Linked DNA regions of Homo sapiens: region 1 is linked to region 2. Evidence: read pairs that join two places in POLR2A ChIA-PET (ENCODE). Cell type or tissue: endothelial cell of umbilical vein. All regions are shown on one strand. Each heading gives the region's core, and the rest is flanking DNA. Links, peaks and the distances in the headings are about the cores only.

Region 1 (5,382 bases), core at 72-5,071, 58 kb after region 2:
CACTACATAGGTTTCTTTCTAATATTTGTAGTGAACTTTACTGTATATATAACTAGCTATCAGTAATTTCAGGGCTAATTACTTATTTTGGTCCTCAATCTTTTATTGTGGTAAAATTACCATCTTTTTTTTTTGAGATGGAGTTTCGCTCTTGTTGCCCAGGTGGGAGTGCAATGGCACAATCTTGGCTCACCATAACCTCCACCTCCTGGGTTCAAGTGATTCTACTGCCTCAGCCTCCTGAGTAACTGGGATTACAGGCATGCACCACCACACCCGGCTAATTTTGTATTTTTAGTAGAGATGGGGTTTCTTCATGTTGGTCAGGCTGATCTCAAACTCCTGACCTCAGGTGATCTGCCCACCTCGGCCTCCCAAAGTGCTGGGATTACAGGCATGAGGCACCGCACCCGGCCTAAAATTACCATCTTAATCATTTTTTTAAAATGTACAGTTCAATAGTATTATGTACATTCATAATCTTGTGCAGGCATCACTACCATCCATCTCTTTTCATCTTATACAACTGAAACTCTAAGGCTGGGCACAGTGGCTCACGCCTGTAATCCCAGCACTTTGGGGAATCAAGGCAGGAGGATCACTTGAGGCCAGGAATTCAAGGCCAGCCTGGACAACATAGTGAGACCCTGTCCCTACTAAAAAAGAAAAAATTAGCTGGGTGTCATGGCAGACACCTGTAGTCCTAGCTACTTGGGAGGCTGAGGCAGGAGGATCACTTGAGCCCAGTAGTTTGAGGTTACAGTGGGCTATGATCTAGTCACTGCACTCCAGCCTGGGTGACAGTGCAAGATCCCGTCTCAAAAAACAAACAAACAAAACATATAGAAACTCTATACCCATTAAAGAATAACTCTTGGCTGGGTGTGGTGGCTTATGCCTGTAATTCTAGCACTTTGGGAGGCTGAGGCAGGTGGATCATTTGAGGTCAGGAGTATGAGACCAGCCTAGCCAACATGATGAAACCCCATCTCTGCTAAAAAAAAAAAAAAAACAAAAAACAAAAAACTAGCCAGGTATGGTGGCATGTGCCTGTGATCTCAGCTACTCAGGAGGCTCAGGCAGAAGAACTGCTTGAACCCGGGAGGCAGAGGTTGAGGTGAGCTGAGATCGCGCCACTGCACTCCAGCCTGGGCGACAGAGTGAGACTGCGTAAAAAAAAAAAAGGCCGGGCGCGGTGGCTAACGCCTGTAATCCTAGCTCTTTGGGAGGACGAGGCGGGCGGATCACCAGGTCAGGAGATCGAGACCATCCTGGGTAACACGGTGAAACCCCATCTCTACTAAAAATAAAAAAAAAAAATTAGCCAGGCGTGGTGGCGCGTGCCTGTAGTCCCAGCTACTCAGGAGGCTGAGGCAGGAGAATGGCGTGAATCCGGAAGGCGGAGCTTACAATGAGCCGAGATCATGCCACTGCACTCCAGCCTGGGCGACAGAGCGAGACTCCGTCTCAAAAAAAAAAAAAAAAAAAAAATGGCTCCCCATTTCTGCTTCACCCCAGTCCCTGGCAACCACCAATCTACTTTCTGTCTCTGTAATTTTGGCAACTCTAAGTACATCACATAAATGGAATCATGTAGTATTTTTCTTTTTATGACTGGCCTATTTCACTTAACATAATGTTCTCAAGGTTTATTCACACTGTAGTATATGTCAGAATTTCCTTCCTTTTAAAGCTGCATATGTATATATAAAATATGTACATATAAGATTATATACATATATATGTATATATGAAATTTTGTGGCCGGGCGCAGTGGCTCACGCCTATAATTCCAGCACTTTGGGAGACCGAAGCGGGCAGATCATTTGAGTTCAGGAGTTCGAGACCAGCCTGGCCAATATGGTGAAACCCCATCTCTACTAAAAATACAAAAATTAGCCGGACGTGGTGGTGGGCACCTGTAATCTCAGCTACTTGGGAGGCTGAGACAGGAGAATCGCTTGAACCTGGGAGGTGGAGATTGCAGTGAGCCGAGATCATGCCATTGCACTCCAGCCTGGACAATAGAGCAAAAGTCACTCTCAAAAAAAAAAAAAAAAAGAAAAGAAAAGAAAAGAAAAAGACATGTTGCTTATCCACTCATCCATTGATGGACACTTGGGTTGCTTAGAGTAAGGTTTTAGTGATCATGAATAATGCTGCTGTTGAGCAGGCACAGTGGCTCACACTTGTAATCCCAGCATCTTGGGAGGTTGAGGCAGGTGGATCAGTTGAGGCCAGGAATTCGAGATCAGCCTGGCCAACATGGCAAAGCCCTGTCTCTACTGAAAATACAAAAATTAGCCGGGTGTGGTTGCACGTGCCTGTAGTCTTAGCTACTCAGGAGGATGAGTCACAAGAATCTCTGGAACCCATGAGGCGGAGGTTACAGTGAGCCAAGATCATGCCACTGCACTCCAGCCTGGGCAACAGAGTGAGACTTTTTCTCAAATAATAATAATAATAATAATAATAATAATAATAATAATAACAGCAATAATAATAATAATGCTGTCAACAAATACAGCTATCTGTCAAGATCCTGCTTTTTAATTGTTTTGGGTATATATACCCAGAAGTGGAATTGCTTGATCATATGGTAATTCTATTTTTAATTTCTTGAGGAACCACCATACTATTTTCCACAGCAGCTGTACCATTTTACTTTCCTACCAACAGTGCACAAGGGTTCCCATTTCTCCAGAACCTCACCAACACTTGTTATTTTCAGTTTCTTTCTTTTTTTTTTTTTAGATGTAGTTTGACTCTTGTCACCCAGGCTGGAGTGCAATGGTATGATCTTGGCTCACTGCAACCTCCGCCTCCCGGGTTCAAGTGATTCTCTTGCCTCAGTCTCCCAAGTAGCTGGGACTACAGGCGTGTGGCAATATGCCTGGCTAATTTTTGTGTTTTTAGTAGAGACGGGGTTTCACCATATCGGCCAGGCTGGTGTTGAACTCCTGACCTCAGGTGATCTGCCCACCTCAGCCTCCCAAAGTGCTGGGATTACAGGTGTGAGCCACCGCACTGGGCCTTTGCCCATTTTTTGAATCAGTCTTTTACTATTGAGTATGATGTTAACTGTGGTAAGGCTTTTATCATGTTGAGATAGTTTCCTTCATTTCCTAGTTTGTTGAGTGAGCTATTTAGTAATTTCAGGTCTGATTAACCCTCATTTGAAGTTTCCTAATTTCTTTTTGTTTCCACATTCCGTTATTCATTACTACTTCTACTAGAGATGAGTGGAAACACAAATTAGTTTTTTCACTTTTTATCAACTTGTAACAAAATATTTGGCGGAGGAAAAGACTGAAATAATTGGTCAAAGTTAGATTTTTTTTTTTTTTCCTGAGACAGGGTCTCACTATGTTGCTCAAGCTGGTCTTGAACTCCTTGGCGCAAGCAATCCTCCTGCCTCAGACTTCCAAGCAGCTGAGATTACAGGTACACATCACCACACCCAGTCAAAGTTAGATTTTTTTTTTTTAGACAGGGTCTCATTCTGTTGCCCAGGCTGAAGTGCAATGGCATGAACATGGCTCACTGTAGCCTTGACCTCCTGGGTTCAAGCGATCCTCCTGCTTCAGTCTCCCAAGTAACTGAGACTACAGGTGTGCACCACCATGCCTGGCTAATTTTTAGATTTTTTGTAGAGATGGGGTCTTACTATGTGATGGTCTTGAACTAGGCTCAAGTGATCCTCCCAAAGTGCTGGGATTATAGGCATGAGCCACTGTGCCTGACCTAGATTTTTTTAATGTTCCAGTTGTTTTCAAATTTTCATGATATTATTAATGCCCTTTAGCATAGATAATTAAGAACTATAATGTCTTTAAGGGATTTGCCGGATTATAATGTGAAAGGGACTCTCTATACTGGAATTTGAATAATTCTAACACATTTATATTGGCATGACTGACATCAAGTATCTACCCACAATTATCTCTTGCTCTGTGACTTCCTTAAAGGTTCTCACATTCCGAATTGGAAATCATCCAGGTGTCCTGAACCCTAGTCCAGCTGTAGAGGTTTTGCAGGTTCGCTTCATTTGTGCCCACCCTGCCAGTATGTCAGTAACTCCAGTATACAAGGTGCCAGCTGGTGCCCAGCCATGTCCTCTGCCACAGCACAACAAATGGCTGGTAAGTACAGAGTATGTTTCCAACTAAGTTGGCACTTTTATATTCCGTGCTTTAGAGATAGAGTCTGGAATTCTTTGGGGTATATATCCAGAAGTAGAATTGCCAGATCATATGGTAATTCTATTTTTAATTTTTTGAGGAACTGCCATACAGTTTTCCACAGCAGCTGTACCATTTTACATTCTTACCAACAGTGCACAAGGGTTCCCATTTCTCCACTTATCAACATTGAATGAACTATTTTACTCATTACTCATTTTCTGATAGTGTCTGAGGAGAGGTGATTAAACTGATTAGAATTGGCTACACTTGTTTACTATACTTAAGTACATAATCAGCTTGTGATAATGGCAATAGACACTTGAGATCTGACTACATAACTTCCAAATTTTGCTGATATCCTTCGCTACCAAATCTTTTATTAACAATATTAATAAATAATAAAATTTACCTCTTCTCCAAACCAATCATGAAGAATAGTGATAAACAATAATGTAGCTACTAAGTAGGCAACAGGGTATGAAAAATAAATGAGTTATCTATCCTAGAAAGTAGAACATCATATTATATAATAAACAATGTTGAGTACAGGTCCAAGCTTGGGAGCATAGAAGTCATTACTTAACCTATACAGAACAATTAGTTATTCCCATTTTCTGGATGAGAAAACCGAGCCTCCTAAAAGTCGATTAATTTTCCCAGTCATAAAGCTAGAAAGGAACACATTCTGTCTGACTCCAAAGTACATGTTATTTATGCCATACTGCCTTTTATTATGAAGAACAACAGTATGGGATGTTACAGGTTGTGAACCCATTTTTTTGAGTCAGACTTCACATCAAATATTATTTGAAGTTTATGAAGGAGTTACTATTTTTTTAGAGCACTCTGAGTGGAGTAGAATAAAAGTTATCCCTATAACATCATTGTCATTCAATGGCATTTTTCTTTTCATTTGAAATAATTCAAATTTACAGGCAAGTTGCAAGAAAAGAACTTTTTTCCCTGAACTATTTGAGAGTGAGTTACAGACATGATTCTCCATCACCCTATTGACATACACTAGCATATATTCACCCTTTTTTTTTTTTTGAGACAGGGTCTCACTGCAGTCATCCAGGCTGGAGCACATGGCACCATCTGCCACCTCAACTTTCCCCAGTCAGTTGATTTTCCCAACTCAACCCCCCAGTTAGCTGGGATTATAGGTGTGTGCCACCATGCTGGCTAATTTTTTGTA
Region 2 (5,382 bases), core at 159-5,158:
GAAAGGGGGTTTCTCCATGTTGGTCAGGCTGGTCTCAAACTCCCGACCTCAGGTGATCTACCTGCCTCAGCCTCCCAAAGTGCTGGGATTATAGGTGTGAGCCACCGTGCCCGGACAGCATTTTCTCTTTTTTTAGAGACAGGGTCTTGCTTTGTTGCACAGGTTGTAGTGCAATGGCACGACAGTAGCTCACTGCATCCTGCCTGGCCTGCGCAACACAGTGAGACTCCATCTCTACAAAACAATAATAATAAATAAATTAAAAGAATTTTTAAAAACCACCTAAAACCTATTCTTAAGTGGACTTTGCAATTAGATAGAACTAATCTATTTTTGTTTCCAGCTTTGGAAAATTTCCTAGTACATCTGAGTCATCACTTTTCCCCCACTCCCTTTAACCTTTTGGTTCCTAGGGAATAAGAGTCCTCTGCTATTTTTCACCAGATTTTTTTCCAACTACTAACACCTATTCTACAAATTTTGTTACTGGCCCTCTTAATGTTCTCACATGTGCAGTCAGTGACAACTATATCTTGACTGCTGCCTGGCTGAGAGGACTTGTAAGATGTCATCAATTATAAGATAAATCCCAATTGCAGAGATGTTAAAAGATAAAAAACGAGTGTCTAAGAATCAATGAAATATGGTATGATAGTCTCAAACATAAGAATCTTTGAAGACCATGTCATGCAGGGTAGCTAAAAAGGATAGAGAAGGATACGAAAGTCAGAAAAAACAAAAAACATTGATTTGGTCACATATGCGATTTTTAAAATGTAATCATTTTTAACTACACAAATTCATTCTGATATAAAAAAATTCACAGAAGTACTAGGAAAAATGTCAAATCTTGCTCTCAGCTTAACTTCGTCTGACTTGGGACCAATTTTCCAAAGTTAAGTATCCTTAAATCAACTTTCCCAATTTTACTATTAATACAATTGTGTACATAGATGAGATTCCCAGTGGTAAGGGCCAGTCTTGGTGTCCTACTAGGAGCATCTGAATGGGAGCAAGTAGTAGGAAAGGGGTGGGATTGGGCATTTTGAAAGAGAAGTGCATGCCTAAGAGAAATTGTTCATTAATTCCTTGGACAGATATTTATTGAGTTGCCTACTTTATAAGGCATATATAAAGGTAAAAAGATGTAAGCTTGCCATTGGCATTTAAGTCCTTTTTTTTTTTTTTTTTTTTTGAGATGGAGTCTTGCTGTGTTATCCAGGCTGGAGTGCAATGGCGCGATCTTGGCTCGCTGCAACCTCCACCTCCTGGGTTCAAGCAATTCTCCTGCCTCAGCCTCCTGAGTAGCTGGGACTACAGGCATGCGCCACCACGCCTGGCTAATTTTTGTATTTTTAGTAGAGATGGTGTTTCACCATGTCGGCCAGGCTAGTCTTGAACTCCTGACCTTAAGTGATCCACCCGCCTTGGCCCCCCAAAGTGCTGGGATTACAGGCGTGAGCCACTGCACCCAGCCTTAAGTGCTTATTATAAAATTTTGTTTATGATGGTTTTGGTGATAGTGTAGTAAAGAAAGTGGTCATGACAAAGATGATGGATAGACTTGAGGTGAGAGACTTAAGTGCAATGACGTGATCTCCACTCACCGCAACCTCTGCCTCCCGGGTTCAAGCGATTATCCTGCCTCAGCCTCCCGAGTAGCTGGGATTACAGACATGTGCCACCATTCCCAGCTAATTTTGTATTTTTAGTAGAGACGTGGTTTCTCCATGTTGGTCAGGCTCATCTCGAACTCCCAACCTCAGGTGATCTGCCCGCCTCAGCCTCCCAAAGTGCTGGGATTACAGGCGTGAGCCACCACACCTGGCCTTGCCCCGCTAAATTTTTGTAATTTTTATAGAGGTAGGGGTTTCGCCATGTTGCCTAGGCTGGTCTCAAACTCCTGGAGTTAAGCAGTCCACCAACCTTGGCCTCTCAAAGTGCTGGGATTATAGCCATGAGCCAACCACACCCGGCTGAGAGCATAATTTTAGGTGAAAAAGTTCACAGGGCAGATGAAGAACTGGTTTGGACAACTGAAGTGTACCTGTAGTAATGTGGACCTGTAAATAAAAATATCTGTTATATTATTTAATAAAGTTGTATTCTCTTCACTTTAAAAGTTAAATGTTTGATATTTCTCCTAATCATTCTAAATTTACTTGTAAATCATCCAAAATAATTTCATTTATTTATTATTTATTTTTATTTTTTGGGACAGGGTTTCACTCTGTCACCCAGGCTGGAGTTCAGTGGCACAAACATGGCTCATTGCAGCTATGACCTCCTGGGCTCAAGTGATCCCCCTACTTCAGCCTCCTGAGTAGCTGGGACTACAGGGGGGCACCACCAGGCCTGGCTAGTTTTTTTATTTTTTGTAAGACTATGGTAGTGGGGTTGCTCAGGCTGGTCTTGAACTCCTGGGCTCAAGCAATCCTGCCTCAGCTTCCCAAAGTGTTGAGCTTATAGGCTTGGGCCATTGTACTGGGCAGTTTTTTTTCTTTATGGTCAATGGCCTTATATTGAAAAGTTTTCTAGGCTGGGCACGGTGGCTCACGCCTGTAATCCCAGCACTTTGAGAGGCCAAGGCGGGTGGATCACCTGAGGTCAGGAGGTCGAGACCAGCCTGGCCTACATGGTGAAACCCCGTCTCTACTAAAAATACAAAAATTAGCTGGGCGTGGTGATGGGCACCTGTAATTCCAGCTACTTGGGAGGCTGAGGCAGGAGAATCACTTGGACCCGGGAGGTGGAGGTTGCAGTGAGCCTAAATGGCATCATTGCACTCCAGCCTGGGCGACAAGAGCAAAACTCCTTCTCAGGAAAAAAAAAAAAGAGAAGTTTTCTGCTGTTGAAGTAGTCAGATGAGTAAGCATTGTGTGCACAAGACTTTTCCTTTTTTATGTAAGGTCACAGCTGCTTGTGTTTGCCATTGTGCTACACATTTCTCTACTGAAAAGGGGGCTTTAATTTCTCATTTGACAAGTGCTAGATTACTCAGTGCCTGATTATCAAGTTACGGATTACCTAAGATTACCATCCCTCCCTTCCTTCCTTCCTTCACCATCCTGGAACACTTCCTTAGTGGTAATTCTACCAGCAGATCCTGTGAGATTTCAACTTACCTTGTTGTTTTTTGTTCATAGACCCCCATGTCTTTGTCTTTAATTATTTTAACTTGGGGTTCTGTTTGTCAGTTAAATGTTAATCAAGTAGAAGGCTAACTTAATTTTAAAACTTTTTAATTTAAAAATGATTTTAGATTTACAAAAGAGATGTAAAGATAATACAGAAAGTTCCCATATACCCTTTACCTAGTTTGCTCTAATGTTTCACTAATCTTCTCTAGGATTCAATTAAAGATACACATTGCTAAACTAAATTGTCATGTTTCCTTTGTCTCCTCCAATCTGTGAGTTTCTCAGTCACTTTTTTCTCTTGAGACAAAGTCTGTCTCTGTCACCAAGGCTGGAGTGCACTGGCACTATCTGGGCTCACTGCAACCTTTGCTTCCCGGTATCAAGTGATCTGCCCACCCTAACCTCCCCAGTAGCTGGGACTGCAGGCACACGCCACCATGCCCAGCTAAGTTTTGTAAAGATGGGGTGTCACCATGTTCAGCCTTTTAGTCACTTTTGATGCTTTTTTTTTTTTCTGAGACCGAGTCTTGCTCTGTCGCCCAGGCTGGAGTGCAATGGTGCAATCTCGGCTGACTGCAACCTCCGTCTCCCGGGTTCAAGCGATTCTCCTGCCTCAGCCTCCTGAGTAGCTGGGATTACAGGCACGCACCACCATGCCTGGCTAATTTTTTGTATTTTAATAGAGACAGGGTTTCGCCATGTTGGCCATGTTGGCCGGGCTGGTCTCGAACTCCTGACCTAGTGATCCACCCACCTCGGCCCCCCAGAGTGCTGGGATTACAGGTGTGAGCCACCGTGCCTGGCCTTGACACTTAAAGAGTGTTGGGTGGCCAGGCACGGTGGCTCACCTCTGTAATCCCAGCACTTTGGGAGGCCGAGGCGGGTGGATTACGAGGTCAGGAGTTTGAGACCAGGCTTGCCAACATGGTGAAACCCCATCTCTACTAAAAATACAAAAAATTAGCCAGGCATGGTGGTGTGTGCCTGTAATCCCAGCTACTCTGGAGGCTGAGGGACGAGGATTGCTTGAACCCCAGAACCCCAGAGGCAGAGGTTGCAGTGAGTTGGATTGCACCACTGCATTGCGACAGAGAGAGACTTTGTCTCAAAGACAAACAAACAAACAAACAGTGTTGGGCCAAGGGCACTAGCTCCGGAGGCCTGTAATCCCAGCACTCTGAGAGGCTGAGGCAGGAGGAACACTTGAGCCCAGGAGTTCAAGACCAGCCTGGGCAACATTAGCAAGACCAAGTCTCTACTAAAAAAAAAAAGAAAAAATTAGCCAGGCATGATGGTACGTGCCTGTAACCCCAGCTACTCAGGAGGCCAAGGCTGGAGGATTGCTTGAGTCCAGGAGTTTGAGGCTGCAGTGAGCCATGATCAAACTGCTGCACTCCAGAGACCTTGTTTAAAGGAAAAAAAAAAAGTACTGGTCAGATGTTGTATATAGAAAGTTTCTCAATTTGGGTTTGTCTAACTTTTTCTCATGATTAGCCTGGGGTTATGATTTTCAGGGAAAAAACCCACATAGAATTGAAGGGCCCTTCCCATTGCATTATTTCATGGGGTTCATGATATCAGCATGATTTATCACTGGTGGTGGTAACCTTGATCACTTGGTTAAGGTGGTGGTATCTGTCAGGTTTCTCCACTGTAAAGCTACCATTTTCCCCTTTGTATATGCTATTCATTAAAAGGGGTCATGAAGCCTAGCCCACAATTTAAAGGAAGGGGAATTGGCCTGGACAACAAAGTGAGACCCTGTCTCTACAAAAAACTAAAAAATTAAAAATTAGCCAGGTGCGGTGGCATGCGCCTATAATCCCAACCACTCAGGAGGCTGAGGTGGGAGGATCACTTGAGCCCAGGAGTTCGAGGCTGCAGTGAGCTATGATTGTGCCACTGCTCTCCAGCCTCGGTGACAGAGTGAGACCCTGTTTTTAAAAAAGCAAAACAAAAATAAAGGAAGGAGAAGTGACCTTTGCCTCTTGGAAGGAGGAGTGCCAAAGGATTTGTGCACATGTATTAACCACTGCAATAACTAATAAATATTTGAGGGAGATACTTTCATGTATCCTGTTTCTCCTTGAAGCTTTACCCACTGATTTTAGTGTTTATCCATGAATCTTAGTACTGTGATGCTCTTTTTTTGGTGGGGGGGGGAGGGGGGATGGGATCTTGCTCTTGCAGTGGCATGGACTCAGCTCACTGCAGCCTTGACCACCCAGGCTCAAGCGATTCT

Evidence for each region. ChIA-PET counts read pairs that join two places held together with the same protein. Peaks named below come from ENCODE experiments on the same cell type or tissue, not always from the same donor. Only the 100,000 strongest peaks of a DNase experiment are listed, where the experiment ranks them.
Region 1: POLR2A ChIA-PET joins it to region 2 with 6 read pairs; 7 of 35 experiments call an interaction of 5 or more read pairs at or near these places.

Annotation. Positions count from the first base shown.
Region 1 is chr1:154,088,181-154,093,562 of GRCh38, reverse strand. It overlaps NUP210L (nucleoporin 210 like), which reads left to right. Exons shown (of 40, transcript NM_207308.3): 16 at 3,969-4,142. Among named protein-coding and RNA genes, the nearest start is that of MIR5698, 14 kb to the left of the region's middle. In endothelial cell of umbilical vein, for the core only: no CTCF peak of the experiment used is centred there; no DNase peak of the experiment used is centred there.
Region 2 is chr1:154,146,541-154,151,922 of GRCh38, reverse strand. All of the region lies in intron 2 of NUP210L (nucleoporin 210 like), which reads left to right. Among named protein-coding and RNA genes, the nearest start is that of NUP210L, 5.8 kb to the left of the region's middle. In endothelial cell of umbilical vein, for the core only: no CTCF peak of the experiment used is centred there; DNase peaks (open chromatin) are centred at 362 and 3,012.